Linked DNA regions of Homo sapiens: region 1 is linked to region 2. A link is a loop called in an ENCODE intact Hi-C map of the cell type or tissue named here. Cell type or tissue: GM12878. All regions are shown on one strand. Each heading gives the region's core, and the rest is flanking DNA. Links, peaks and the distances in the headings are about the cores only.

Evidence for each region. Hi-C counts contacts between places; a loop is a spot of excess contacts. Peaks named below come from ENCODE experiments on the same cell type or tissue, not always from the same donor. Only the 100,000 strongest peaks of a DNase experiment are listed, where the experiment ranks them.
Region 1: it touches region 2 in a loop (4-fold over the local background); 2 of 110 quality-filtered maps call a loop at or near these places.

What each region holds. Positions count from the first base shown.
Region 1 is chr15:60,891,346-60,907,252 of GRCh38, reverse strand. All of the region lies in intron 1 of RORA (RAR related orphan receptor A), which reads left to right. Among named protein-coding and RNA genes, the nearest start is that of RORA-AS4, 140 kb to the right of the region's middle. RefSeq lists enhancers at 1-22, 7,600-7,839. In GM12878, for the core only: no CTCF peak of the experiment used is centred there; DNase peaks (open chromatin) are centred at 4,649, 5,432, 7,742 and 8,312; H3K27ac peaks cover 2,682 bases.
Region 2 is chr15:60,714,999-60,730,905 of GRCh38, reverse strand. The region is part of intron 1 of RORA (RAR related orphan receptor A); the gene reads left to right. Among named protein-coding and RNA genes, the nearest start is that of RORA-AS4, 41 kb to the left of the region's middle. RefSeq lists enhancers at 9,547-9,656, 9,687-9,776, 10,247-10,296, 10,337-10,386. In GM12878, for the core only: no CTCF peak of the experiment used is centred there; a DNase peak (open chromatin) is centred at 9,865; H3K4me3 peaks cover 1,436 bases; H3K27ac peaks cover 2,240 bases.

The DNA.
Region 1 (15,907 bases), core at 4,170-12,169, 180 kb before region 2:
AGCCTCTTCTTCCATACTCTTCTGTGCCGTGTAGCCCTGAACAAGCTGCTTCACCTCTCTGTACCTTGTTTACCTCATGTATGAAAGGCAGATGATGTTGATGATGATGGTGGTGATGATGATAATGTTGGTGGGGGGCTGAGGATGATGATGATACCTCCCTCCCAAAGTGATTATGTGTCAGAACGAGCCTCAGAGTCAGAAAATCGGGTTCAAACCCTGGTGCTCCCTCCTTCTAGCTGCTTGGAGCATTTTGAGTCACACACTCACTCTGAGCCTCAGTTTCCTTGGTTTTAAAATAGAGGAAATAATTCCTAACTCATAAAGTTGTTATGAGGATTAATTGACAAACTATAGATGTACAGCTCTTAGCTCAAATGCTCAATATATAGCCCCTGGTATTACTACAATTGCCAATAATAATAATGAGTTTGAAAAATGCAGGTACAAGTTTTTTTATAATCTGAATGTACAATAAAAATCTTAGTTATTATTAACCACCGTGGCCGTAGTATCCATCCCAAGCTATCAGTAAGATTTCTGCATAGCTAGCCCCTGGATTGGCCAGGGCTGGGTACTAGATTGGCTTCCTAAAATTCCTTAAATCACTTGTTTGCCTCTGATACAGTCTGGCTATTTCTGACACGGCCAAAGAGACCACAGAGGGCATTAAGCTGCAGAAGAGAAACTACAAACAATATCTGAGAGAGGGAGAGATTTCCTAGAATGGCTGCGACCACCTCCCTGCCAGTTTGATTTCCTGTGCAGCTGTGTGTGTTGAAAAGATTGATGTGGGCACGACCTTTAGACCCTGTTTGAAAATTACACATACAAATGGTACTTTAATGGTACATGTGGTAGTTGGGGGGTTGTGTTAATTACATTTGAATAGAGAGATGGTGATAATTCACTAGCTCAGCCCCTGGTAGTTAATTTTGTTACATCTAGGGGAAAATTCTGTTGGGGTCTATGAGTAGCTGTGGTGCAATTAGGCAGCAAGAAGGTTTTTGTCGGTACAGTTGCTATTGATTAGTATTTACTTTAAAAAGAGTAAAAGCTATTCCCTCGCGCCAGGGCTGCCTAATCTGTCAGAAGAAGAGGCTACATGTTTCACAGACGCATAGCAGGCTTGTTCATATATTATGAAGCCCCCGAAAAGAGAGTCCAGTATAAAAATCTTCCCAACTGGTTTTAATGATGCTCAAGTAAAAGGGATATACCACAGACAAGATCTCATTAAAAGAGAGAAGTCTTTTTGTAGATTTGCTGATTTATTTATGAAACACCTCTGAAATATTTATAAATGCTTTCCTGATATTTATCTGAAAATACATTTTAGGGCTTCTTTGGTAGAAGAGAGGGGGAGAATAAAGGATGATGAGGGTGGAAGAACAAGGTGAATTCAGCACCATTTCTTTCAGTAGCAAGGAAAGGGATATCCTAGGGTATAGGAACATGTCACTAGGGGGTGCCCCAAGAACCAGGCCGGCTCTAACCTGCTCAGCACAGGTGACCCTACTTGCTTGGATCTCTTAAACAGAAGCAATGGCAATCACAAGTGCTCTGTTTAATTTTCCTGACAGAACCGGGGCAGATACAGACGCTCTTGAGGGCTTTATCACTTCCTTCACTTTTAGAGCTATTTATTAATTGAAATAATAGTTATGCTACCCCTTGCCTCAGACCTACTTTCATCTGTTTAGCAACTGCTTTCTATGAAACACAAAAGAGCTCAGCAATGACACTCGTGTCTTAATTAACCATTGAATACCTTATAGAGCAGCTGTCACAACTCTTGTCACTTGAAAGGAAGCACAGTGGTCCCTGTTTAAAAAGAAAAAAAAATACACAGAAAAAAAAGTTGATCTAATGAGCTGTCTTTGACATTTCTTAAGAATTGCATATTTTATCATCATGCTTTGCACTCATATAACGATGCAAATTAAGGAACCTCTGGCTGCTCTGGAGAAAAAACAGTGAATTTACATTTCTCCCAACTGTTCAGAAGGAGACATTGGTTGCCCAGTGGCTAAGGGAAATGGTCAAGATCAGAGATGATAACAGGGCTAAGACTGCATATCAATTAAAAGAAGAAGAGGGGTTGATGTCAGTTTATGTAACTAAAATATTTCCAAGCCTCCCCAGCCCATGGTATGAATGAGTCTCATTAACATTAAAGACGAGCGCCCCCAGAGCCTCAAGCCCTCACCCGTTTGTTCAGGTAATGCAGTCCTTCATGCAGCTCATCCCAACCTCACATTTTTTGAGTTCCCAAAGAGGTAGACATGTTTTATATGTGTTTTGGAATTAATCTGGGCTTCCACTCACCATTGGATGCTGCCTGCTATTCTGAGCTGTATCAATGTCTTCAACATTGGCCTTGACCACCCCAAACCACACCACCCCTATTTTTCTTTATTGTTTCTTCTCATGGTTATGAGAAGGCCCCAGCCACCAGCCTTCTTCCGTCGTTCATTACCGTGACAGGATAGCAGCCCGTGTTGAAGTGAGGAAAACGTTTTCTGTCTCTGTGCTCATTTAGATGGGTAGTTTGAATAGAGTAGTTTGAGCCCCAAAGTGTCTTAGAATTTGGTGAGAGAGTTGTTTCAGTTCACATGTATAGCTCTTTCTACCTAAGGTGTGCACAGCCCCTGGAAGAGAGGGTAAAATGAGTTCAAACACCAGCCACCATACTGAAGGAGAACATTTCACCCATTTCAGCATCTCCCCATTTACTTGCTGACTTGTGGCTGAGTCTGTTGGCCCTGCCAGATTCTCTCACAGTGACCCTTCTTTTCCATCCCTGTCTCCTGACTTCTGCCTGCAGTCTCCTCTTCAAGCCATCATACTTGTCTATGCATGTTTGAATCTTGATTGTTGCTACAGTTCAAGTTCACCTCCCCAACTAGGAGGCTCCTTAGCCCCCATGCAAATAACCATTGAGGGAAAAGACTCTCTCCTTACTCCAACACCATGTATCTGAAGCTCAGCTCTCTTCCAGCCAGGACGCTCATATCATAAAGAAAAACGTTATTAAGAGAGAAGTCCTTCAGTAAAACCCAGGATATATCTTAAGGAGGATAGATGTTCAAATGGCATAATAATTGGCTTATTTCAAATATATTACGATAGTTATATGTTATTTGAACCACTACAAAGGACACCGATACCTACTAACTGCTCTGCAAATTCCTCAAGGGCAAAACAAATGCTGTTCCTGACACTGAGCACTCAGTATGAATGACAGAGAAATCATAGCAACCTGAGGATTGTTATTATTGATGTTTCATTTTTGTAAAGCAAACAAGATACTTTATACGTCGTATATGAATGCAAAATGTACCCCCACAAACTTATCAAATCAATGAAGCAACAAAGCATTATATAAGAGGTTTGCTGTGGAAGTTTTAACATGTTAGAAGATATTATATTCATTGTTACCCCCATTTAAATCACTATGTGAACTTGTAGAGACCGACCTCCGATTTTGCATAATTTTAAATTCATGGTCCCTGGGAAGGTAATCACCCCTTTAATAACTGTTGTGTTTCTCTTTATTCCAAATAAGGTGTGCACTCATCTGTGAATTTATGTTGGGCTAGCACGGTGTAAAATTGCCACTTTGCATTGCATACTACTTGGAGAAAGGTAGAATATAATAGCTTCACCAGCTGAATTTCAAAATAAAGCAGAGCCTTGAACATTGGTACCCTATCGTGTGCTTTGGGCTACAGAGACTGAGGAGGCCTGATGCAAACTGGACAGAATTAGGACTCTGAGGATGACTGACTCACAGGGGAAAGGATGGTTCCGGAAGACATTTTATATAAAGCTGCTTGCCAAATCGGCCAATAGGGCCCATAAACGCGTCCAACAGTAGAAACAACAGATCCTGCTGGTCTCTGCCAAGGGTACCTCTGGGAAGACAGACAGTGTTACTTGATTTACTCTGAAGCTGCAATGAGAAGAGTCTAGAGCCCAGTTTTGCAGGCTTCATGTGCCATTAGCCTCTCTCCTCACCTACATCATCCCCTCCTCAGGAGTCTACATTGTCTTCTCCTGGAACCTTCCAAAACAACTAATATAAATTTCAAGCCTGTGGTTGGTGCTTGATGAATGCCAGTTGACTTGACCACTGGAGTGCCACCTCTGAGCTAATAGACTCAGCCAGAAAGGTCAAGATAGTGTCCCATATACAGAGAGGAAGACCAGAATTCATCCCCTGAATAAAAAGCTTCGGATTAGCCTACTTTCTCTCCAAAGCACTCTGTTTTTCAACTTTATTTATTGTGTCTGGCAGATATCCTCAATTAGGAGCTAATAAACGTGAGCATTTATAAATCTTCCTTTCAGCGGAGTACGCCCCTAGATTCAGAGCATTCCGTGGGCAGCTGTAGAAGAGGAGAAAAGCGTTCTGCCCAGTGAAGGGCTAGAGTCAGCTCGTGAGAGCTGATTGTGTGCCTCTTTCCCTAACTCTGAATTCAGTGACCTCGTTCAACCACGGTGGGAGTATTTTTAACACAGAAATCAGCAGAGAGTAGAAACCAAGGGTTTTCCTCTCAGAGAGTGATTTTAAAGCATTGACCAGCATTGTCTTCTGCCTCACTGTACCTCACCTTACCACTCTCTTCTTGAAAAAGATCCAAATCATCTTTCAGCTATGTAGACATGACTCTAAAACAACACAAGATAGAGTCTGATTCACAGCAGAGGCAAGCCGTGCTGCTTCTCTAGGCCTGGATTCTAAATGCAGAACAGTGAACCTGCAAGCAGCATTCTTAGGGCTGAGCCATTCTCACGTGTAAATGGAGAGTTCCTTTCTTTTTTCAAACCCATTTTTGCAGGATGGAGGGTCCTGTCTTCATCTCAGATGAATCAGTGGGAAGCTGATCCACAGCCCACAAATCCCTTTTACTAAGAAGGATCACCTGGTAAGCTTTGGGTTACTCTCTGTTTTTTAAAAAAAAAAAATCATAAAATTGAAATAGTTCAACATAGATTTGAATCTAAAGAGCCTTCACTGCAGAGTTTATCTGGTGACCATATGACACTACAAGGACAGCTTTTAAAAAGCCAAATATCAATGGCTGAAGAATGGAATTGAAGTAGAAAATCGAGTTAGAACTGTATTAAAACAAGTCATATTATTCAGCTTTATCTATAATATTGTCTAATTCATATTTCAGTAGTAGCATAGAAAATGAATCTGATTCACTATGGTTAATTAGCCTCCGGGTTCCCAAGGTGTGAGCTGAGGCACCCTGGACATTGCAGTGGCCTCAAAGGGGTGCCAGGAAATATTTTAAATAGTTGAGGAAAATACAGCAATTCTTGACATCTGTCAGGCACCGTGTGAACTACTAGCTCAAGGTAGTTCACAGTTTCACTACTGGAATGCATAACTTTCTTTCAGTGATGTCATACCTTTGAGAAGCTAAGTTCTTGTCAGTTGCTGTATTATAAAACAGGACCATGTGAAAATCAGTGTGGAGCAGGAAACAAGGGTGAGGGCATCCAACCTGATGCCAGAGTTTGAGAAGTTGCGTAGTGCCCAACAGGCTCATGCATCTCACTATTAAGCACTTACGATTATTTAACAGTGAATGGGACTCATTTTTCTTTTAGTTTATGTGTATTCTTTTTTTCAGAAATCAAGTTGTTAGGACATAAATACTTGTTAAGTTATTTGGGTGTAATTTACAAATAAACAGAACTGTTAGATATTTCTTTCAGCTGAGATGGGCTGTAAAAATGGACAGAACCATTAGGAACATCATGAATCGCCGGGCGTGGTGGCTCACACCTGTAATCCCAACACTTTGGGAGGCCGAGGTGGGCAGATCACCTGAGGTCAGGAGTTCGAGACTGGCCTGGCCAGCATGGCGAAACCCCATCTCTACTAAAAGTACAAAAATTAGCTGGGTGTGGTGGCTGGTGTTTTTAATCCCAGCTACTCAGGAGGTTGAGGCAGGAGAATTGCTTGAACCCAGGAGGGAGTGGTTGCAGTGAGCTGAGATCGCACCACTGCACTGCATCCTGGGCGACAAGAGTGAGATTCCATTTCAAAAAAAGAAAAAAAAAATCATGAATCAAGATCATTTAAGACTTTCTCACTTAGTGTAAAAGGTAAATGATCAATGTCCATTACTGAGTAAATGACAAGAAGTATTTATTGTGTGCCTTCTACATATAGGCATAATTTCAATACTAAACACATATGCACACACATGCACACACACCTAAGGAGAGGTGGAAAGGAATAATATTCAGGAAGTAGTATGTGTCAGGGGCAGATACTTTACATGTAACCTTATTATATCTATGCAAAAACCTAGGAGGAAGGCCATATGGTCCTATTTTTTTTTATTTTTTATTTTTTTTGAGATGGAGTCTTCCTCTGTCACCCAAGCTGGAGTGCAGTGGCACGATCTCAGCTCACTGCAACCTCTGCCTCCCTAGTTCAAGCAATTCTCCTGCCTCAGCCTCCCGAGTAGCTGGGACTACAGGCGCACACCACCACTCCCAGCTAATTTTTGTATTTTTAGTAGAGACGGGGTTTCACCGTGTTGGCCAGGATGGTCTCGATTTCTTGACCTCATGATGCACCCGCCTCGGCCTCCCAGAGTGCTGGGATTACAGGGGTGAGCCACTGCACCCAGCCCATATGGTCCTCATTTTATAGATTATAAGGCAGTTTTGGAAATAAGATATATGCCCCAAACACACATGAGTAGTAAGTGAAGAGTCCCGTATTGGACCCAGCTCTATCTGACTCTGAGGCATATTCAGCCTCATGCTACCAGTTGTACTAGACTGTTATGACAGCAGTATTAAAATAGCAATCCACATTTTTCAACATCAATGTAGAAGATACCATTTAAGGAAGTCTGTGTAACTTGTGTGCTGTAACTTGTGTGCTGTTGGGCTACTGTTTATGTTTTCCTGTGCTGATCATTTTGTGTGCGTACCGAAATCTGTATGTGAGCATACATTTTAATTCTTCCCTTTTCTCCTAATGATGTGACTAAATCATTTCCTTTTGAAACATCCCATCTGGCAGACAATAAATGACCTTTCCCATCTTGGACTTTGTAGTTTGTACTTAACCAAGTCAAAAAGCGCCAAATGATGCCAGTTGTATTATGGTTGTGAGGATGTGTGATAGTGAAGCTTAACCCACAGCAATTAAAGCAACTCAGAAAAGGAGCTGTCTATTCAGACTAATGAGGAAAGGCTATCTTGTTCTTTTTAGGAACAACTAAAATAATTCTGCAGAAAATTTGCTTTACTGGCCTTTGCATAAGGAAAAACAGGCTCTGGAATAGAAGCTAGCATGACCCTGCTTCTCCCACTCTGCTATATTGGCTGTATTAGGGAAGGCCTTAACAGCATCTCAACAAAGAGTTTGACTTTGTGGTCTGACATTTGTATAATGGATATTCTGTACACACATTCCCTGGAATTTGTTGATTTAGAGATTACTCAAACTCCATCCTGATAAAGCTCTATTTAATCTGGGTTTACTTAGTCGTTGGTTTAGTTTGAAGTGCGGGGAGTTGTTTTGGAAAGTAGGTTGCTACTTGTGGTGAAAAGGCTTTTTGCTGACGTCCTTACCTGGTGGAATGGTAAGAGGTGGTTTCAGTAGATGGCCAAGCATTGGATCAGATATCTGTCAACCTAACTTGAAGAGAAAGCCATGAAAGAAGTGTGGCTAAAAACTGCTGGGTTATGCTTGCTCAGGAAACTCCCTGTCTGGGTCACTTACCTTTTATTACTAACTTTTCACTCAGTCACTATACTGGATTTCCCCTTTTTCCTCTCAGAAAATTAGTAAGCATGTCATTTCCTATCCACATCTATGCATTTCAATCAGATAAGAGCTGTGAAGGTACCACGTCCATGTTGGACCATATACTAAACATTGGCTTATTGCATGATGTGCTTTTGACATGCCCAGGTAGCTGAATGCAGAGTTCCATGCTCTTCATATTGAGGGTGTTTGAAACTGGTATATGCAGTTACTTCTATGAGATCTTCCCTGGGAGATACTACAGAAGGATGAAAGAAGATGAAGTTGGAAAATGACATGTGTAAAACATGATTACCTATTGGCTGCCCTGTCAAGGATAAGACGTGGTTTCTGTTGCATTGCGAACAACCCCTAGTGGTCTGCAGATGAGCTGCTGCTCTTTGCCTCCATAAGTAGGGTGTTTGGACCACCCCTTACTCAAATGCTAGTTTACAGTGGCATGAATGCATTAACTTGCTGGGTGCTTTCTGGAAGCTCAAGGGAATATCTACCATGGTCTCATCTATTAGTAAGCCTGAGAACATGCATTCATTGACCCCAAACCCATCCCCTGTGCCCTCATATCCGCTTCCTGAAAACTGTATGCTAGATAGAACCTTTTCATAGTCATTTTGAATAGATATTCTTAGAGCACTTCACCATCCAGCCTATGTGATGTTTCTCAAAAACCAAAAAAGCCAGAATGCATTGCCTTGTTTTCTGAAGAGTTCTGCCTTTCCTGCCTCCATTTCTCTCTTTTTTTTTAAGAGTTAGAGTATCACTCTGTCACCCAGGCTGATGCAGTGGCATGATCATAGCTCACTGCAGCCTCAAACTCCTGGGCTCAAGTGATCTTCCCGCCTCAGCCTCCAGGGTAGCTGGGACTATAGGTGTGTACCACCAGTCCTGACTAATTTAAATTTATTTATTTATTTATTTATTTATTTATTTATTTATTTATTTTTAGAGACAATGTCTCACTGTGTTGCCTAGGCTATTCTCAAAGCGATCTTCCTGCCTTAGCCTTCTGAGTTTCTGGGATTGCATTTGTGAGCCACCGGGGCCAGCTCCCCTGCCACCATTTCAACCCTGAGAAAATTATACAGAAAGATTTACCAGTTTATTTACTTCTCTTCCTACAACCTAGAACAAAGCCTGTGCCTCCAGTAAAGAGAAGGCCTCCAAAGCCTAAAGACCATCCTGACCCTGCCCCACACATTCTTTGGAGTCATCAGAACTCAGTTTGAATCTTATTCCTGTCATTTACTGATATGCAGTTGAGCCAAGCTGAGCCTCTGCTTCTTTGGCCTGTAAAGTGGAGAAAAGTATTCTTCATTGTGCTCTCATCTCATCTATTGCATGAGGCAGTACACCTAAAATCCCTAGCACATAGTAGATTCTAAACAATTACAGCTTCCTTTCCTAATCTTACAGTTTTTTGACTACTTAAGATCCCATGTTCATCATTTTTGTTACTCCTGGATAGACTTAGAAGGAGGTAAAGGTGGAGGGAAATATCAAGTCTTTTTCTAATCCAATATGGGCTCTATCTTTACTTTTCACAGGGGTCATCCTCTATTTATTATGGGTACAATTTTTCTTTGTCCTATTCCATCACTTTGGTGCTTAACAGGAAGCTCAAAATAGACTGATCATGGCTGAGACTTAGCTCCTTCGCTGTGTAAATTTTCACACTGCACATGTTCCAGGTTCATCCTCTTTCATTTAAGTTTCATCTTTTTGAGGGAAGTGCAATTTCATCAGAATACCTACATAAATACAATTCACATGTCATAGGGAAATCCAAAGGCTTCAATTTGGGGGCTCAAAAAGATGTCTTTAGCTGCAGGGCATCTATCCAGTGGATGTGGAATACAGAAACATGGGTTCATCCCTGAGCAAGGGTAAATCAGACATGGAAACTTTTATCCTCACCCCCAGAATAGGGAGTCCTGGTCTCTGGAACCATTACTGAGGTCATTGGTTCATGCTTTTCTTTACATATTTACCTCGTATTTACACCCCTCTTCCTCTACAGGAGAAGGATTTGAGGCAACTGTTTAACTTATTCTGGAGTGAAATGGAGATTAATGTGATACCTCCTGATTACTCATTAACCCCACAGGCAAAGATCTCTATATGTCATTTTTGAGATAATGAGTGAAAGGCCCTGATATGTAATAAGTTAGGGCAGAACTGGAGTGAAATTTGTAAAACTGTGGGTAGACCTGGTGATCCACAGATGAGTGAAGTGGCAGAAGATGGCCCTCCTAGCCCCTTCTAGGGCTTTCTCTCTTTTCTATGGCTCTTGCCTCCACTCTGCAGTCCTGTTTTCCAAGTGACTGGAACTCTCCTTGGTCCCACTACCGCCCATTAAACAACATCGAAAACGTCTCCCACCCCACCCCAGACCCCAGGACCCACTCCTGAAGCTGCCTTCTCCAGGATGTGCCCTGGTTTCTCCTCTGTCTTCTCAACCTTGGGTAGATATTCTGTCCTGACCATCTCTCCCTGAGCAGCCACCTCATGAGAAAGGAAATTTTCTTATTGAGTACTACCCAAGTGTCAGGCCCCACTTAGATAAAGTGATAGAGCTGAGCCTCTTAGAGGTTAAGTGACTTGCCCAACTTCATGGTGCTAGGAAATGACAGCTCTTGAATTTCCACTCAGGCCTGTGTCATTCCAACCCTAAATTCCCTTGGCTATGCAGCCAAAAAAAAAAAAAAAAAAAGCTAAATTCTCCAGAGTCTTGCTAATTAAACAGGCTTAATGGGTTGCCTCTCAGAATAATTTAATATTAAAAGGGTATTTCTGGACTTGAAAGTGTCTTAAGGATTTTGCAGTGGTGAAATTTTGGGTATAAGGTAGATTGGGAAGGGAAATATTTTGGGGTTGGGATTTCTGATTACTCACTCATGTCACACATGCTAAGGAATGGCCTAGTATAGTAATGCCTAAAACCAGGCCTGTAACTAAGACTTCCTGTGTGGGTATCAGGAGAAATATTTATGTCTGACAAATGGATGTTTTTAAAGGGTCTAATGGAGGAAATGGAAAGTTTAGAAATGCAGTCTATAACCAAGGGGGGTAAAATCAATGCTTATTCGCATATGGACTGTTGTGCAAGTGTGTTAGCTTTCCATTGATTGGTACCAACGATGTCTAAGATGCGTTAGCTTTGAGTACTGATAAGATAAAAAAGGCTTGGGCAGACAAAGAAGAGTGTGACCATCTGGGAAGCAGACAGGAAAATGGCCTTGCCAGGTCACCCTCTCATGAGGATCAAACTCCAGAGTGTCTCTAAGTGCTTACAGGATGAGTGGGTCTTCTCTGAACACTCACTTAATGAACAGAGACAGACCTCTGTAATCCAGTGTCATAGACTCCAGAGACTGCCCAGAAATACAGCATGGGCCCCCACGATGATTATAAGAGAATGAATAAGATGACCCTTTACTGATGGAATTAAAATGTGTGCCCCTAGAAGGCTGCCATTGAAAAGGTTTGGGATTAGCAGTGTTTGCTTTTTTCTAATTAAAAAACTGAATCACCTACGCATTTTTAAGGATGAACTTTAAGCTCTTGCCTCACAAAATGAACAAATTGAGCAGTGAAGCCTTAAGAAAATGAGACCAAAAGTGGAACAAGGTAAAAAGTCAAAGTAAGAGCCCTAGCTTATACTAATTGTTAGGAGGGAAATTGCTGAGGCTGTACTTGACCATGTGCGTTGTATGGGCAAGCCTCTGAAACATGCACTCCATGCCTGTAAAGAGTTATTTCCAGCCACTGACTTTGCCATGAATGACAGAGTTTATTTTATTTTATTTTTTAAATAAAAAGCCTCAGCCTAAGGAAATACTTTGCTCCCACAAGATGCCGAGCTATTGAAAGAGCCATTCTGAGAGGGGGGTGGAGGCAGGAGAAGTATATTTTCTAAGATTTTCCGATACTAAAACCCATTTACGACTGTTGAGAAAAATCTCTCTGACGGAGGATTTAGCTCTCACTAATCCTTAAGTGACTTGTTTTGACAGAGCCTTTATAGGAGATTTTCTCAGTAACTTTGGTTTGCTCTAAAGGAGCAATTACTGATTTGTCCTCCAGCTCCTTCTTTTTCTAATTTTTTTTCTTTTTTAATATATGCCAGTTAATGAACTTCATGTATGTTCCAAAATAGCAAGTGAATCCGATCAGAACTGTTTACTGTAAAAATTCAGGAACCTTTGGATTGTCTTGGATCTTCCGTTCGCTTTCTTGCCTCCGGGTATCAAGGACCTGGATTTCATTTCGTGTGTCATGTGGCCTTCTCAGCAGATTCTTTGACTTGAGCTTGTGGAAATCGAGCCCTACTTTCTATTTACACTGTACTTTCTCTACATAAAGACATTTTCAACTGCTTGAGGAATGAGCATGGGGACCCCAGGTTTTTAAGCCTTCTGGTGTTTGCTTTTGCTCAGACAGGCATTATCTTTTTAGAGGTGACTGTAGCAGCTGGAGGACACTGCTTACCTCCCTGTTTAAGGCACTGCTTGATGCTGTGACAACGAGCCCTGGTGTCTGTGCGATTTCATTTCCCGCCTTGCCTGCTGTGCCTGTGCAGGGATGTTTAAGTTGCACCTCACATTCTTGCTTCTATATTTTAATGAAGTCCTAACACCAGGGGAGGCCTGAAAGTGTCTTTTCAGCCCAGAGGTTCCCAAAGCATGGTTCCCCAGGCCAGCAGCATCAGCTCCTGGGAACGGGCTAGAAATGCATATTCTCAGGCCTTGCCCCAGACCTGCAGAATCCGAAAGTCTAGGGAGGGAGCCCAGCAATCTGTTTTCACAAACTCTCCAGGTGATTCTGATGCACACTAGCGTTTGAGCGGCAGTTTTCTGATCCCCTTGCTCATCCTCCAGGAAGACTGCAAAGGAACCATCCTCCAAAATAACCACCACCTACTCCCTCAAAAATCCTCAGTTTGTGACTCCACGCCCAATTTTGCTTTGTGACTTCGGAAGCCTCATCTGCAGTTAGATTTCTGGTCCTAATTTATGACTGTGTTCACTAATTTTTTTTCTTAATGTCAGAAAACCGTGCCAGTTACAGGATTGTCGTTAGGGTGTGGCGGGAGAGATTGATGACTTTTCACGAAAGTGTACAAAACTCTGGACAAGCATTAACATATTGCATTTTAAATTATTCTTGATACTTTTTTGAAAGCCGCCTGCTTTAATCCTCTTGTCAGGGAGCTGCCGTGTTAAAAAATGATCGCTGAAGCGGCTTTGCCAGCTTCACATGAAAAGTGAAGCGGTGAGGGCTCTTCACAGGAAGAACTCTGGCTGCGGGCCGCGTGGCTGGTGGAGGGAGTCTTTGGAGAGAGTGGGCAGCCATGACATGGCTTCTGAGGAGAGGAGCATCATGGGAAGTGTCTGGGGGTGGCCATGGGGTCTTCCCGCAGGCACTTTAGCGATCAAAATGGCTGCTCGGCCGAGGTGGCAGCTGCTGTGGGCTGTGAAGAAGATGAAGGGGCCCAGACGGGGGACTTGAGAGGTCTGGGTTTGGGTCCTCCTTTTCTCATCGCCAAGTTACATAACCTTGGGCAGGTCCATTAGCATGTCTGACTTTTAGTTTCCTCATTTATAAAATAGAGGAGGTTATGCCAGGTGACCTCTAAAGATCCTTTCAGCTTTAAAATTTATGATTCTGGGATTTCTTCTCCCATCTGACTTCCTGCACTGCCCTTTCCCTTGTACACAGGAGCAGCTGAATTTATTGATCCCCTAGAGGCTTTGTCACCCACTTCTTCCTTCCTTCAGCCCCCGCTTCCCTTAGGAGCCTCTTTCTTAGAGGGCTTATCCAAAATTTAAAATTTTTTAAAAACGCACACACACACCCAGACAAACGGATACAAGGGAATCCACTTGGAAATTCAACTGCATATCGGCTGCTTTGATTTCTTGTGGAGGGGTAAGGTGGGCACCTAAAGAAAATAGAAAGTCAGGGGCGGTGCCAGGAGGAGTTTCGCAGGGGCGCGGAGTGGGGGTTTGGTTGTCCAGAAACCCTTCAGAGAAACTCCAAGTGAAAATGTTTAATACCCTCTTCCCTCAGAAAACCAGGGCTCCCAGCCTAATCCCATTCCCTCTTGCCTTGTCCTCTGAAGAAACTGAGCTGCTAAAAACACAGCAGAGGTGAGACAAAGGACATGGCTGCTAATTGCTGTCGAGCATCCTGGGATAGGGGGTTTGGGGAATGTCCTATCATCAGCTCGCATTTGCTTCCAGTTCTGGGAATTCTCACGTCTTTGGTTAAAGCTGTGTCCTTGGGTAACCTGGTGAAGCAGGTCATTTGATGTTGAAGCACATAACAGGAGACACCCTGGTGATTCTCTTCAGCCTGCTTTGCTGGACTGAAGTTTAAAGGTTAGATGACCCTTTGCAAGCTGAGGCTATGCTGGGAGAATTCATCTGGAATCCCAAACTCTCACAGAAGCAGAGGGCAATGGGAGAGGGGGTGGGCAGGCAAATGTTATGTGTTTCTCACCATTTAATCGCTCACGTAAGTGCATTATAGAATCCGATACAATGTTCCAGCTAAATTTATGTGACGTTGATGGTAATGCGACAACTTCTTGTCAGGCTGGGAGCATGCCAACTTTCCTTCCCTTTTACCTTGTAACCTCCTGAAACTGGAACTCACTGGAAAATTTCTTTCACAGTAAGATAGGGAAAGAGTTTATCTAATGAAACCATTCTAAGTATATTTCTTTGTCAGGAAAGTTTCAGCCTCTAGAGTGAAAGGAGTGAAGGATGAAGTTGGAAAATGTGGCTTCAACTTCCTCTACTTTTCCTCCCTGACACAGAGGTGTAGGCATCCATTTTGATTGTATATTCGTGATACCAGGAGAGTCAGCTCGAAGTCTTCATTTTAACCTGGGTAATAGACACTGGTGGTACCAACAGTGCTCACTTAAAAAAAGCATAAAGGCGGGGACTTTTGGAGGATTGGGCAGGAGAAAACATTATAAGGCACGGGTTCAGGTGAGTGGGTGTCCAAGCAAAATTGCAAAAGCTTCAAGTTTTTCTTCACTGGCTCCTTCACTATATAATTACCCTCCTCCCCTGGAAAAAAGTTAAAAATATGTTAAGAGTTTCAATATTCCTGATTTAGAATCTTTGGGAATCTTATTTAAATGGAGTACTTGCTTAGGAATCCCAAGACCTGGAATTCCCATCTGAGTGTGCTGTTACCCAGCCTTGTAACACTGGGCAAGACATTTCCCATCTTTCAGCCTCAGGTTCCTCATCTGCCTAATGAAGATGTTGGCCTCATCAGGAATGGCTAAACTTCAACCCACACCCTTAAATGGCAGGCATCCGTAACTGACTGCAGCAGTCTTTCCAATGGATTCTGGATGAGGCCTCGGAATCATTCTCAACACAGCGCCTGCCCCAAACAGCCATAATTCTTTTAGAGCTTTTTTCAAAGATGAAACTTCTTTGTCATCTTCCTCTGGAGGAAGCTTGGAAATTGGCAGGATATCATCAGAGCTTGTAGGAGTGGTACTAAACCCACCCTGAAGGTTTGGGAAGCCACGAAGGCATCCAGGAGGTGGTGACCATAAAGCTAAATCTTGGAAAATGAGATACATTTTTAGGAGAAGGGAGAAAGGATTTTCTTAGCACAAAGAACAGAAAAACCAAAGGCAAGAAGCTAGAAAACAGCATGCAGAGTAGGCTGCATTTATAATTTGGTGGAGTAAAGGAGTCACGTGCAGAATAGCAGGAAATGAGGCTGGAAAGACAGGCAGAGGCCAGAGCAGAGTGGGCACTGGAGGACAGGCTTTGGAGGTGCAGTTCACTGACTGTCCTAGTCCTTCATGCTCCTGCCTTGCCACCTACTTACTGGCTGATGGTTTCTGAGTCTCCGCCTCTTGCTGCCCGTTTGACTTTTCTACTGTTCCTGGCTCTGACTTTCTCTGGAGCTAATATTGTTCCTCTCATGTCTGTTGTCTGTGTGATGTACCAGGTGCTGAGCCTTGACCTGAGGGTCTCCCTGGATGCTTCTCTGTTCCTGCATATTCAGAGCAGCTGCCCATCAGTTTTTCTACTTTGTATGTACATCTGACTCTTCACTGTC
Region 2 (15,907 bases), core at 5,116-13,115:
TAAAAAGAAACAATGAAAATACTGTCCTGTCTGTCAAAAAAAAAAAAAATTCTTTTCCTATATGAATAGCTCACTGAGATTTTGTTGAGACATAAAGTTTTCATATTGTAACATACCTTTCTATTTATTCCTTGTAAATACTAAACAGTGTTAGAAAGTAACCAAATATAGATATATTGACTTGGAAATGAATCCATGATATAGTATTAAGTAAAATGAAATGATCACAGGAAAACATGCAAAGAGAAATACAAGTGAGCACACACATACATGCATCTGTATTTAAGCATATATTTAAAGCACAGAAAGTAGCCTAGAAAATGTTATATTTAAAAGTTTGACCTCAAAAGAGAAGAGAAGGATTAAGGAATGCAGGGGAAGTGAAAAGCTCCTTTGATTTGTATTCTACATACTACTGCATTTTTTAAGATTTTTCCAGCCAGCATGTATTATTTCTGTATTTTAAAGAAGGAATGGTTGGTTTAAATTAATTGAACGATAAGACAACCACAAAAGAAATCAGGCTATGAAAGGTTAAGACCATTTGGCCAAATTCAGTTCTTCAGAATGAGAAGAATGGCATTTCCTACGGTCCTTGGTAACCTCAAAGTTTCCAGCTGCTAACAGTCACATCCGAGTGTCATGTGTGCACACCTGAAACCGTGTGGGAGGAAAGCCGTCTTCCTGTATAGAGGAAGACCTTCCAGCATCATCTAGTACAGATCTTCTCCTGCAGTCAACTGAAGGAAGACAAGATGCTTGCAGCCTCATTTAGAACTGTGGACTATTTAAAAGTGATACCAAGGTCTGCTTTTGAAAACTCCTTCCCCAACATTCGCTGTTTACTCTTGTTCATGGTTTTATTTGTGCTGGCGTAACAGGAGATAAATGTAAAAAGGGACAAGGGACAAGTCGTGAGAAGAACCACTTTGATTCAGTGCTGCTAATGTTGCTATTTCCAGAAATGGAACCAGAAAAGAAGGAATCTAGCAATTTTTAAAAAAACTAAATCTATTGTCCACAACTAGCCTTAAAGCAGAGAGGTAAGATATTACATAGAAAATACCATCCCTAACCCTGACTACATAAAGTATAAGTTGGATTAGACTTCATATTTTAGATTTAATACACAGAAGAAGAAATCAACTAACAACTGTATAAATGATTACAATCCAGTTGGGTTGGATTCAATGCCATTTGTTGGCACAGGTCTTGCCTCAGGACAAACCTACCCTACCCAAGGTAATACAGACAGGGTTCCTGTCAGAAAGATCCCTTGCACCTCACTAAAATTCCCTCTCATGATTGTATTTAAATTTATTTGCATAATTCATGAGAGCTTTATATTGCATATTACATACTCAGGACATTGGGAGTCTGCTATTGGTGAATTCTAACAATGGAGAAAATGGAGGCTCAGGTACATAAATGGATTTGTCCTAGGGTACTACATTGAGTGACTAATCTGGGACTAGAATCCAGGACTCCTGACTCTGTTGTCCCCACTTCTCCTAAGGTGGAGTTTCTTTTGGCTAAAGACTCATCTCCAGGACACTCTTTTAAAATATGTATCACTGGAGGTTGGAGTAAGGAAAGTGATCGAAAGACTGAGCATTTCCAGTTAATGTGTTGTCCTCTTTAGTGGCATCCATGAGGCTCTTTGTCAATGAAGTTTTGATGGAGCAGAACAGAGGTGGGAGGAACTCAGAATATGGGGTGGGGTGGGGGGATGTGAGAGGGAACCCAGTGTTGGGGCCTGCCTTCTCAAAGCAAGGGACACCAAAAACGGGGAGGTAAATATCAGCATCAGCTTCGGCCTTTCCTATTGGCTTCCAGCTCCTGTCCTGCTAGTGGTAATTACACCTAGAATAAAACCCCAACAAAGGGAGTTGTAAATATCCCGCCTATGGATATAACAACGTATTAGCTCTGTGTTCAGATGGGATAACTCAAGGGGAGACCTCTACCAGATGCAATTAATAATATCTTACATTTATATTATAATTTTATTATTGTATAAAGTTTTTAAAAATCTGCACCTTTCTTATAGTACTTTTCGCACTCTGACTTACAGTTGAATTATATGTAAATGTGAGTTACCTCCCCTACTACACTTTAAGTTTTTTTTAGGGCAGGATCTGTGCCTGGCTCACCTTTAGGTGTTGAGAAATGAATAGCACTTGGCATATACTTGTTGCATTAATGAATGGAGCAGGGATGTTTCTGCAGATCCTTTTAGTGTGTTTTACTGGTAAATGCATTTTACTTATAATATTTTTTAAATGGGAGACATAATCTTTTCTTCATTTTTAATCCCCTCATTCAACTTTATAAGTGAATTGTGTGTCTCTGTAGGTATTTTGGATGAAACGAATGATGATTTACTTAGTAGGGATATTTTTAAGTGGAAATGAACTAATGTCCTATGTTTTTCTGTGTTAATGAGCTGTAACTTGCTATTCAACTGAATAGGTAACTGAAGAGGAGCAACCTAGTCCCTACACAAGCAGGGTCAATATAATTCCTATCCTGTATTGTCTAGGTCCAAGGGTGAGTTGGGAGGATGGGTATATTGCAGATACTTAATATTGTTGAACGGTAAGAGAATATTTGTCTCTTGGTTATGGATTCTGTTTACAAAGCAAAAAAGTATTTTAGCCTGGGTGACATAATGAGACCTGATTCTAAAAAGGTAAATAAATAAAAAAGCAAAAAGGAAGCATCTTCTTATCTTGTTAAATTCTACATGAAGAATAGTCACCCGGATGGGAAGTAGAAGTAAGGTTTTCAGTTCCAATAACATGCAAGGAAAAATGGAAAAAATCCTTTGGCATTCGTTCTTTTGATACAGAGGAAAAATACTAGGCTCAGTGTTTCACAAACCTTGGTGTCCCAGTCTCCGAGTTAAAGTGGGGATGTAGCCCATTGTGAGCAGGTAGACCTTTCAGATACGTCCACTGTGTATTTGCCAGGAGGAGGTGAAGCCAGGTCCAGGAGTGCATTCAGAGGAGACGAATACCTTCAGAGCGCTGTGAATGTCAGGAGTGAGTGCCCGTGAACCTCTCCTAGAGTTTCACTTGGCAGGCAGGTGCCCCATTGAAACTATCTCCCCAGGGATCTCATGGGATCTGAGATCCTGCTCCTTCTCTTACTAGGTGGGATAAGAGCGATGGCCGGTTCATGTAAGGACAGGGACAGATTCTTTTCACTTTCACGCCATTTTTTTTTAAAGTCCCAAACAACCTGTTCCAGGACCTTCTCCCTTCGTGCACTGGTCCCAGTTGCTTTGCCTCCAGATACCCTGGGACCCCTGAAATCTATAACTGTCTGCATTCTTTCCTTGTTCTGATCTGTGCTTAAAATGTTCTAGTTGACAGTTTAGAGCTTTGGTTCATAAGGGATCAGCTGTCAGCGAGAGGAATGTGAGGCTCTTATTGTGGATGGGATTTGAGCAGAGTCCATCTGAATCCTTGCTTTTGTCTGGAAACGTTAAGAACTATTACAGCAATGTGTGCCCTAGGAGTGTAGGTAAATCTAAGCAGGGGTCTGTTCACTAAGGAAGGTATGTTGGGAATTCAGTGGGTTTTGCAACCGTGGGATATTCCAAGTCATATTAAAGGTTAAAAACGAGCACAGGGAAGCAATTGCAAAGAAGGGGAAGGAGGCACAAGAATGGTTGACTTTTGAGCTATTCTTGCCAAAAAACAAAACAAAACAATAACAACAAAAAATGAAAGCAATGGGTGAGTTCAATGAAGCAGTGGACTTAGCTGAGGGCAGAAATATTTGTCTTTTTGGTTATGAACAGCAGTGTAATCCCTGGGCTTGCTGGGGACAAAAACCAGCAAACCTGTGTGAGCTGCTGTTTGTGAGGTGTTCACAGGAGTTTGCGATCAAAATGATTGTGAATGTGAAAGTTATTACTGCTCAAAAAACACTTTATATCAGGGTTAATTATAAGGAGATTCTGTAGTATAATTAGTGTTCTTTCTATTGAGGATTAAGGGCCTCTCCTAAATGGCCTTTTTGATTGCCTTCTTCCCTTTTTTAATTTCCTCCTTGTCCTTTTTGATTATCTACCCCACGACCCTCAGGGCTCCTCAATGTAATACAATTAAAATAACATTTTTCTGTTAGAGGGTTTTATTTTATGAGCTATTAACCCCCTGCTTGCCTGAAGTCTGGTTTAGTCTCCCCGCATACCCACCCGCCCCTAGACACAGTGGCGCGTCTGCAGCCCCACGGGAGACACATGCAGACGAGGCTGTAGGCGGGGCCTACGCAAAGCAAAGCTGAGGAACTACCTTGGTTTGGTCTTTCAAGAGATGATTGGATGCTGATTTTCCAGCAGCAACGAAAGGGAAATGAGTCCTGCTGGCCCAGCTGGCTTTCACGTAAGCTGGAGCCTGGGTAATACAACCTTGTCCCAATTCTGTTTGTGCCCTGTGCTGTGGCAAACTGCCTTGCACACAGTAGGTGCTCAATACTGGCCTTTACTGACCTGCTTAGGACCATTTGCCTCCTTTGTTTTTGCAATCCCGAGACAACAAAGAACGCAGACATTTCCACTTTCCTTCTCCATTGGTCCTGACCCCATTCATTTCTTAGACTTGCCAGCATGACCTCTTATTAACCTTCATTTCCTTCATTCTGAGCTTAAAGGGGGATTCTGGACAGTGCATGCAGTGAAAAGTGAAGGTGACTCTGAAAGCAATATAGGGGAAAGAGTATCATTTTGGAGTCAGGTAAACCCGGAGTCACACCCCAACCTCATCACCTAATAGCTATATGGCCTTAATTATGGGTAGAAGGGGAGGCAGCATTATGTCAACATCTGAGGGTTATGCAGATGTTAAGTGAAATCAGGTGTGTAAATCATTTAGCCTGGTACCTAGTTGATGTGGTGATTCAAAAAATGTTGTGTGCCCCCCAAACCACCACCACTACCATTCACCCCTTGCCTTTCTTGCCTTTACCTTGTGACCAGAATTTCTACAATTCTGACCAGAATTCTGCCTGAAGACTGCTCTATATGGCCTCCCTTCCACTTCACTCGTATGACTGACCCAGTGGAGGACATTTAATTAGATTTATTTGAGGGACATAGTCTTTGATGAAATTTCATGGCCTTTACTGAAGCACCATGGAACCAGTTCTCAAGTGACTAGATCCCGAAAGGCACAAGTCACAATGATCTCTTGTCAAGAAATTTCCATGGGAGGGGGTACAAAAAAGAACAAAAAGAATAAAACAGTATTTCACAGCACAGCAGGGTGACTAAGGTCAAAATAATTTAATTGTATATTTTAAAAGAACTAAGATTATAATTGGATTGTTTGTAACACAAAGGATACGTGCTTGAGGGGGTGGACACCCCATTTTCCATAATGTGATTATTACTTATTGCATGCCTGTATCAAAGCATCTCATCTACCCCCTAAATATAAACACCTACTATGTACTCATAAAAATTAAAAATTAAAAAAATTTTTCCATGGGCGATAGAAACATGGGTGCCATGAACTAACAAAGCAGGAATTAAATAACAATTGAGCACCATGATGCATATCACTAAGTTACACATGATTAATAAGCAAGTAAATAGTCCAGGTAATAAGAGCGCAGAAAATATAGAGAAAGACCCATGTGAGAGTGGGAAAGAGAGGGGTGCTGGCATTGTGCTAAGCTGAATCGGGGGAAAAGAAGACATTGAAATGCCTAAACTCGTAAGATAATTAAAAGTGTCCATTCCAATTCTGAATGTGGCACTTCTGAATATGGTAAACTAGATTGAAATTAAGTCAATTTTATAATCGCTAATCAGAAAGACCTTTTTCCTTGTAAAATGTGCTTTCTGCTTTGATAAAATCTGAATGCATATGCTTTACCATTCACAGATTAATAGTTGTTTAATTTTAGAAGCGTCACCTAGACAGGTAGAACTCACCAAACATAGGCAGATGAAGCTACAGAGCTATCATGAAGGGCCCAGTGTGAGGAGCGGGGAGGAGGGAGCCAGGACCTGGGAGCACCTCTCTGGGAGGGTGGCCAGAAGATCTCAGGCACAGTATTCACCGGAAAGTGGTGGGACCCTCATTCATTCAGTCAACCCACACCAGCCTTTCTTAAACACCTGCTATGGCTCATGTATGCCTCCAGGTACTCAAAATTAGAAAGTGAGCAAGACCCACTCTTTTCTTAAGGAGCTCGCCCTCCAGAGACACAGTACTCAGATATGGGAGCTCCTATTAAACCGGCCACAGCATCAGAGAAGATGGGGCCAATATTCAAGAAGTTCCCTAAGACTAGGTAGGACACAGCATCGGAGTCCTAAAGTCAAACAATAGGGAAAGCTACTGAGTCCGAGCAGGAAGCAATGGGCTTCTGTCCCATCAGGAGACCTGGAGAGCCCGAACACCTGGATAAAACACAAGGAGCCGCTCCACATTCAAAGTGTATGGGTTCAAATCTTGGTTCTACCACATACTAGCATATTACATAAGCTCTCTGTGCTTCGTTTTCCTTTACTATGATAGGGATAATAATTGTAACAATCTCAAAAGATTATTATAAAGAATAAACAAGAAAATACATGTAAAGTGCTTGGAACAGTACTCAACACATAGGAGCCCTCAATGAAAGTTACCTGTGATAATAAGAATTACCATCCTTGTTATCATTGTTAGTGATCTAGCAGGGTAATTGTATTTATCCTTTAAGAATTTAGACCCCTTTATTTCCCAAGAGGATTTGAGGTGGCTTATAATACCACATAGAGTATCCAAGATAAAAATTCATGAATAAATCCGGGTGGAAAGAAAACAAAGGTAGGAATCATAACATGAAGCCAGAGGTAAAGTCAGTATACAGATTGCACACTATCAGATTTGGTACATTTGCTAAGCCTTAAGGGAATTAACATCTTTACCTCAAGCACTTAGTTTCTCTAAGATAAGGTCAAGGGCTACAGTGTTGACCGTGCCACACAGATCCATCTTGTCTCTGGTGCACTGAAGAAACCTCTACACAACTGCACATACTCCAAACTTTTTCCTTTCTCTCACCCTCCTTGTGGATTGAGAGCTTGCCTTGGTCCTTCTTGTAGCCTCCAAGCCCCAAGAGCAAGATCTTGCATGTAGTAAGCACTCAATAAATACTTCTTGATTTGTTATTTGAATAGATGAATAAATGGATGTGTGGATGGCAGGATGGATGGATGGAGTTGTGTGTACTCCTGGCTAGAGTCCTAACTGTGACTCTGATAAAGTCTCATGAGTTTATTCCATATTTGTTTTAGTGTGAAAACCTCCAGGGAGGATTATTTGCAGATAATCTATTGTTTATTTTATTTAGGGGGATTTGATGTTTCAAATCATTACACTGAGAAAGTACTCAACTAGTTTAACTTAGTTTCTCCTTTGCTTTTTCCCTGCGCCTTATGTGCCCTGAGGGGAATAATTTTCAAAAAAAAAAGTAATTTTCCACAAATTTTCAAAGAACATGGCCATTTTATGTGAGTGGGGGGGGGAATGGTTTTGATAGGATCACATTTGTCAATCTCAACCAGTTTTGAGATGATAAACAGTCTATTTTTCTCTTTCAGCAAACCTTTTTCAACCTATATGCGCATCGAAACTAAGGGTAGCTGCTATTGCTAAAATAAAACTTTATATGTTAAGCCATTTATTTATGTATAATGGTTAGCCTTTTTATAAAATCTAGTTTTGACAATATCTTTCTTGGATAAGGAGTCCCTATGTATCATTTAAATAATACATAAAATTCTTATGTATTTTTATAATTATTGAAAATAAGTGAAGTTCAACTGTCTGCACACCCTTGAAAATCTCAGCAGCCTAAGGACAGATCATCCAGAGAGCTGGGGTTTCTTGCAAGCTAGTTTTTTTCTATCTTTGCAGAGATCTGGTAAGAAGTTAAACTCAAGGGTCAGTGGCAACATGCTCACCTGCAGGATTACTTTGGCTGCCTGACTCACTGCACCCTGACCACTTCTCTGGGAAATAGACTTGGTGTTTGTGAGACGTGGAGAGGGAAGGATGAGAAATGGGAAGGAGGGTCTTCACATCTTGTGTTAGAAATGTTCATCAGAATGACAGGGTCTCCACTGGCCAAGGTTGTGGTCCTCCTTTCCAGTATTTTTCTTGGATGACTACAGGACAAGACTGGCCAGGAATAAGCAGAGTCCAGCCTTGTTTGTGAGATCTGGCACGGAGCACAGATCAGGGCAACAAGAAAGCAAGTCCAGGGAAGTCAGCTGAACCAGAGAAGAGCAGGTGGACATGATGTCCTTAGGTGGGACTCTTGATTGTTCTGAAAGACAGCTTTCTGCTGGTGTCAGCAGCCTGTTGCATGTGGGTGATCCACGTCCCTCAGGGGCTAATCAGAGCCAGAGGAAGGTCAGAGAGCTGCACGTAAGTCCTCTACACAAATAAGGCAGAACAGAAACACTCTGTTTATTTGTACATATGTAAAGATAAAAGTTCTAAGAAATAGTGCAGTGAGTGATGGGGGAAGGGTGCTGCTATTTTAGCTGCACCTTAATTTGTGGGGTTATCTTTGTGATTTTATTTCCTCTTCAGTTTCACTCACTGGAACACAAGCTCAGTTCTTTAATGACATATAGAGAATTTTATGTACTTATGTGAATGATGTACCATATGTTGACAACACATGGAAGTCTTCTTGAAATTCAGAACATAAGAAAATAAATAACAAACTGAAAGGGAAGAGAATGGAGTTAAGGGAGAAAAGGGCAGGAATCAATAATGATAATGTGAACTGATGTTATTTCTTTGATAGGTTTTCAGTAGAAAAGGTATTGGTATAGTTTCAGTAATTGTGATCATTTAGACTCTGGCTGGGCTAAATCTGTGACAAAATGATTTGCTAAGCAAATGAATACAGGCATAGTTTGTTTAAACAATTGATGTGTTTCTAAAGGGTTGGTTGCACGCCGTCTAGGGCGAGTCCTTGAGTAAAATGAGTCACCATCCAGTAAGGAATGGCCCTGAAAGAGACAGACTTGGTCTGAGGAGCAGGCACCTCTTACTAGAGATGACCCTCTGCAGAAATAATCTTTGCTCAAATTGCAAAGTGTTTTACTTTTTGTTTTCATAAAGAAGACTGAGCCCTGATTTTATCTGTTTTAGAAAAGCTCCATATATAAATGTTTCCTATATCTGGTTTGTGCAAAATAGCCTTGTGTATTGAAGGTGTAAATAAGTTTTCCAGCCATTATTTTTTCTTACTAGAAGAGAAACTTGTTTACTAGCAGTTAAGAAATAGCTATTTACCAAGTTCTTTGAGGGTACCCAGGTCTGCCTGCCCCACGGCACTTCATACTGTGAATTCCACATAGCAGTACTCAACAAATCTGGTCTGTATGAGTAAATAAATATATACTTAAATAATGTGCATGAGAAAACATAAATAAGAATATTATTGTAATGGAAGCCCAGCCTTGGTCTCCTCAGGGAGGTGCTTGGCTATTGTGGTTTCAATTTCCTCTTATCTATTTGTGACTTAGAACATACACTAGGCAAATTTATTTGTCTAGCTCTTGAGACCATGTGTAAAATAACAAAACTGTTTTCTGATCACTCTGATTTTTTGTTAATTTGGACTGCTCTCCCCGCCCGGCAATTGGTGCAGCTTAATGAGGTCATTTTTGTGGATCCACCGATCTCTCTGCGAGATGTTTAGTCAAAGAACCCACGGCCTCTGTTTCTCTCTTCTGCCCCTGACTCATTCCATGACCTTTAAAACGAAGGCATCGTTACCCCAGGAAAGGAGGTTGTATTGATTGCACTTGAGAACTGAGGTTTCTGTGTTTCTCTGTTTGTTTGATTGATGGTGGATGATGCAGGGAAAACAGTGTGCGGGGAGACTCTCAGGTGTGGGGGCAGGAAGTAGTAAGTTCGAGAGTACCACAAAGTTCTCCAGGCTGAACCGAGAGCTGGCTGGGGGTTTTGGTTACATTGTGCTTGAAAGCCCTAGGAAGCCCCCAGTCGAAATATGGCAAATTCAAATGCAAGGAAAGCTGAAGAAGTCATACCCACAAACTCTGGGAAATTACAGCCGCCCGTTATTAGTCATTCTTACGGGCAATAGAGAGTGTTGTTTTAAAAAATTCAAATCTGGTGCTATGAACAAAGACCTGTTCTTTCCTGGACCAGATAATCACTGCCAGGATCGATTCGAGAAATTAATAGGAGGCCTTGTCCTGTGCTGCCGGCAACTTTGTTTCTTGTCAAGTGCAGCCCTGCACACAGGTGTCCCTAAGTTCCTGGGGAACCATCAGCACCCAGAATACCACAACACGTCCTTATTTACACACAAATACTGAGTTCCTGAGGCAAGAGGGAAGGGCGTGACCATGAATGGAAGTAGCCACCAATGAGGATGGTTAAATGTACCCTTGATAAAAGGTGACTGGGTTCGTTCCAGTATTTTTATTGGACAGTCTGGGTTTTTCAATGGTTAACTTAGATTATGTTAGCTATCGTCTGCCTCTTTCTGCTCGCATTAAACTTTACAACCCAAATAGGACTCTCGCATGCCGTCTTGCCGTCAGGGCGAGGACTACATCTTGTGGGGTGAATGGAGGCATCAGGCTAGCTCCCGTATCACAGCCCATGTATTCAGGTGTGTTAGGCCTTAAGGGACTCAAGAGACCTTCATGGGTGTGAGATGCTGATCCTATGTCACAGAAGAAGCACCTAGGGCAGGTCATGGCCTAGTGTTTACAGTAACACACAGCAGTATGAGAAACTCGATTTTAGGCTCCTGCTTCCTGTTTAGTGCTTCTTCCGTCTTCAAAATGCCGCCTCTTTCTATTTTATGACAAAGACTGGAAAAGGAACAATAAAGGCTGGGAGGTGGGGCTTTGTAGACTTGAAATACCTCTCTAGCCAGGTGGTATATTTTGCATTGCTGAAAGGCAACACTGCAATGTAGCTACGCCCCGTATATTTAGAGCAAGCTAGCTTCTTCTGAAGCACACAACATGTTTACCTGTGAACCTCCACCCCCATCCCAAAATCAATTTTTCCGGTACCCAAGCACCTCCACCAACCCTTGAAGTAGGAGTCTGCAAGGTGAATTTCCTAACAAGCTGACTTTTCAAAGGTTTTTCAGCTCTCAAAAACATGAAAGCTGTGTTTAAAAATTTAAGGGTCTGATATGTACCAGTTCTGTGGAGCAGCAGCAGGACGTAGCTTTTTGCAGTGCCATGATTCCCCAAACCCCAACTCTTTAAATTAAGATGTTTATGACAGCTGCTTGTGCTTAAAGGAATGCACATAAGATTGGCCATTAATTACTGCTCTCGGGTTTTTGCACCTATTCTCTGCATTTCACGGCAAGAGTCAGTATTGTTGTGTAAACTATTTTTAGTGCTTTTTAAGAAACCCTATATTTTGTGGTTTTGGATTTTTAATCTTTTATTGTGAAAATTTCCAAAAATACTCAAGTTGAGAGAAAGTGCAGTGCTCCAGTGAACCCATCATTCAGCTTCAATGACCATCAACATTTTACCATCGTTGTTTCACTTACCCCTCCTGCTAACACACACACACACATTTTTTTATTTTGCCGAAGTATTTTAATGAAAATCTCAGACATCATGTCATCTCAACACTAAATACTTCACTGTATATATTTTTAAATATGTTTATATAACTATAATGCCATGATCAAACCAAAAGAAAATTAATAATTCTTTAATGTTATATAATATTGAGTCCATATTCAAATTTACAGTTGATTTGATCAAGTAAAGACCCAAACAGTTTTCATCAGGCCTTTTGCATCTTTAACTAGAAATGCCACACACACACACACCCCCCCCACACACACACACAAAGCTGATTGATTATCTTTTTAAAGAGCTCAAGGCCAGTCCTTGAACTCTGACCTCTACACCTCACTTTCAGAACGGCACGGGAGCCTGTACTAACCAGAAACTTTGCCTAGGTAGTAATACAGAGCTCTGTGTCAATTGTGGAAATCCTTCACCTTTTAGAATTATTTTCTTGTGGTAAATATTTGTACAATTCCTTTTGATTTTCATCAGTGAAAGGCACAGGGTCTTGATGTGCCTTTGAGAGATCCTTTTCCACATATTAATGACTTCCTCATCTGCTTCCTGCCAAGTTTTGTACTTTGGGTTAGAAAGAGGTCAAGACATGGATGGTTAGATGAATTCCTTGTTACCCGAGCTTTGTGTATTAATTTCTCACTACTCCACTCTGGCTCTAGTTAGTCTTTTAAAGTCAGTTTGCAACATGGTGACAATTTTGACAGGAAAGTCAAATTTAGCTAACAACCGTTATTCAATCGAATGTGATTAAACCACAGACGGATACCTTTCATTCATTTAGCCAGAAAACCTTCTTATAGAGTGTTTTTTCTATTCAATTTGTAAATCTAACGTTTTTTCATTTACCGGACTCATTTTTAAAAGTGAGGAGTGACCATTTTCTAAGTGAATGTCTTTAACTCTCTGCTGTCACCTTCACTTTGAATTCCCCAACAAGAAAACCACCTTTAGAATGTTGGCAGGTGTGGTGTTTGCTTCTGAATGCAGCATCAGGGATGAGATGGGAAACTTGAGCATTCTAGCACGATCCTTCTACCAGTAACTGATGAACTTAGAAGAATAAAAACTCTGCCCAGTGATGTCCAGACCATCATTTCTTTTGCCTATATGTTGAACTAATTTTATTATGCCAACTGTACCATAGTGACATAACTTTGCTGTTACGAAGGTCCTATCCGTAGAACACCAAATCTTAGAATGAAAATGCAATGTGCCTGTAATCCCAGTGCGAGGCCAAGGTGGGTGGATCACTTGAGGTCGGGAGTTCGAGACTAGCCTGGCCAACATGGTGAAACCCTGTCTCTACTAAAAATACAAAAATTAGCTGGCATGGTGCTGCATGCCTGTAATTCCAGCTACTCAGGAGGCTGAGGCAGGACAATCGCTTGAACCCTGAGGGTGGAGGTTGCAGTGAGCAGAGTTCACATCTTTGCATTCCAGCCTGGGTGACAGAACAAGACAATGTCTCAAAAAAAAAAAAAAAAAAAAAGAGAAAAAGAAAAAAGAAAGAAGAAGATGTGACCTTATTAATCAATTATCCAGAGTTTTTCTACCTAAACTCTAGCTAATCTGGGAGCTGGTTGCATTTGGAGATTTCATCTGTATTTTTTATTTATTGTCTGGCACATAATAGGGGCTCAGTAAAATGTGTTAGTTAATTAATGACAATGCCAAATATACCAATTTAGGAGTGATGACAGAAGACAAAAAAACATGATAAAGGTTTTATAACTTACTGCCAAGAAAGGAAGATTGTACCTTGCCTTCTAACTGCCAGTGCCATAGGACTTTTATTACATGCTATAGGTATTACAAGCTATGCCCTCAAGTCTTTCCTGCTGGGACCATGGATGAAGAACTGACTTGGGGCATGATACTTGAAAAGAAAGAGAAGAGGGTGCTGCTGTTTGTTGAATGGTTGCGTACAAGGCACTGTTCTGGGTGCTGTACATTCTCTCATTTATCTACCATAACAAGCTCAGGGGTGGATTTCCACTTTGGGAAAAATTCTCAGAAACTGAGTTTTCCCTCTGCATACATACCACCACAACAATAATCAACACAGAAGACTTCTGTGACCACATGCGTGGGAGTTTTTCCCACACACCAAGTAACAGACACCATCTGGGTACCCTTCCATTCAATTCTAACACTGTTTACCTGGAGATATTGTCAGATCCCACAGGTTGAAGGCTCAGTTCCCACAACTGCCCCCCATGCTTTCAGACACGAGTTGCAAGTCCAGGCCTCCAGAACGTCTGGCCAACCAGCTTTAAGTTGAGGGTCCCACCACCCTCTCTTTGGGTTCAATTAATTTGCTGAAGTAGTCTAAAGAACTCAGGAAAACATGTTTACCAGTTTATTATAGAGGATATTGCAAAGGATACAGATGAGGAGATGTTTAGGGTTAAGTATGGGGGAAGGGGAACGGAGCTTCCATGCCCTCCCTGGGGCACCATTCTCCAGGAACCTCCACATATTCAGCTCTGAACCCAGCCCTCCTGGGTTTTTATGGAAGCGTCATGATATCAGCATTATCTCTCTTCAGAGTATAGGGTGGGACTCTCTCTGAGGAGGGTCTTAAAACCTACAATCAGAAAGGTGGGGAAAGAGTAGAGTCCTGCTTTGGGGCAGGTGACTGTAGGGCAGGAGAAGATCAGAGACCTGTCCCTGAGGCCTCACACAATCAACATTATAACAAGACTGTAACAAAGGATATGGGAGTTATGAGCCAGGGACTGTGGATGAAAACCAATATATATGATCACACCACAGTATCTTAGCTCCATATTACAGATGTGGCTCAGAGAGAATTACCTGGCCTGTAAGTGGTATTGATGAAATTCAAACCCAAGTTTGCATGCTTTTCTCCCTGGACCAGTGCAACAGGCTGTCTCCTTTAGGTTTGCAACTGCAAGTGCATTCAGAAGAGAAGGAAGAAAGATGATACAAAAGGCGGTATCTCTGAAGGAGGGGAAGATTCACAGGGAATATGGCACCTCACAGAAGTCTACCATCCTAGCCATAAAATTGGCTGTAGCCCACTTCTTGCCCTAGTGAGAGAACAGTGTTAAGTGGGCTTGGTCTAGAATCTTGCTACTCAAAGTTTAGTCCATGGGCTGGAAGTTGTGGCATCACTCGGCAACTATAAGAAGTGTAGAATCTCAGGGCCCACCCCAGACCTACTGAATCAGAATTAGCATATTTAATAAGATCTCCAGGCAATTCGTATGCACATTAAACTTTGAAAAGCACTGGCCTAGAGGCTGGTGGGAAATGATAATTAAAGATGCTGACTGAGTAGTTCTAGTGTAGCGTAAGATCATTTGTGGGTGAAGGCAATTCTCCTACATTAGGTTGAGAGGAAGAATCATAATTTTTTTACATAATTCATTGTAGCAGAATTTCTCCCAACTGTGAATTTTAAGACTGATGACTTGAACTAGAAAATGGATCTTTCCTTCCCCTAACATTTTAGAGGGATTTTTGGCTATTAAATGGTGAGTGTGTTTGTGTACATGCATACAGTTGTGTACATTTACACAAACACAACTGTGTACACAATTAGAAAAAAGCTAGCTCATGACTTTCTTGGAAACTACTGTTGGGCACTGTTTGGAAAGCTAAAGGAACCCCAATTGTGTCATTATATTCCCTTTCTAAAAATAAGATTTTGGTGTTATTTTTCAATGTGCAGAACAATTTGTGCAATTTTTGTGAATGCAAACCTTCAGGAATGAATGAAGTTGTGGTTTTCATAGCTTTGTTTGTCCAGGCTTCTTCTATTCTCCTTAGACAATCTCCAAGGAACGTCTGTCATGAGGCACCACGTGAAGGTCTTTGGAGAAACACCATGAAAGTTGACCACCAGCCTGTCGCTGGGACACTTTGGAAGAAAGCTAACAAAGGAAGAAGATGTTTTACAGCTGACTGTGCCACATCATTGTGTTCAAAAAAGTTTCTCATTATTCAGTGGTTTCGAACTTCCACCACTAAGATTCTTATCCACTTTCATGCCTCTTTGCTTCTCACTATGTCCTTGTATGTTGGATTCCTGCTCCTTGTAGGTCTTCCCATGGAAATGATGACACATTGGGAGGTATGGCCAAGGCCCTGCATCACAGGCTGCTTGAGAATAAATCGGGTGTTTGTGTAGTTATTAAAACTCATCCTCTCTCACAAAAAGAGCTAGAATCAGAAAGTCTTACAAGGCCCAGCACTTTCCAACAGCATAGTCATCCAACCTAGCTATCAGAGTTAGCTTGGTGAGATGAAAAATTCATTTGA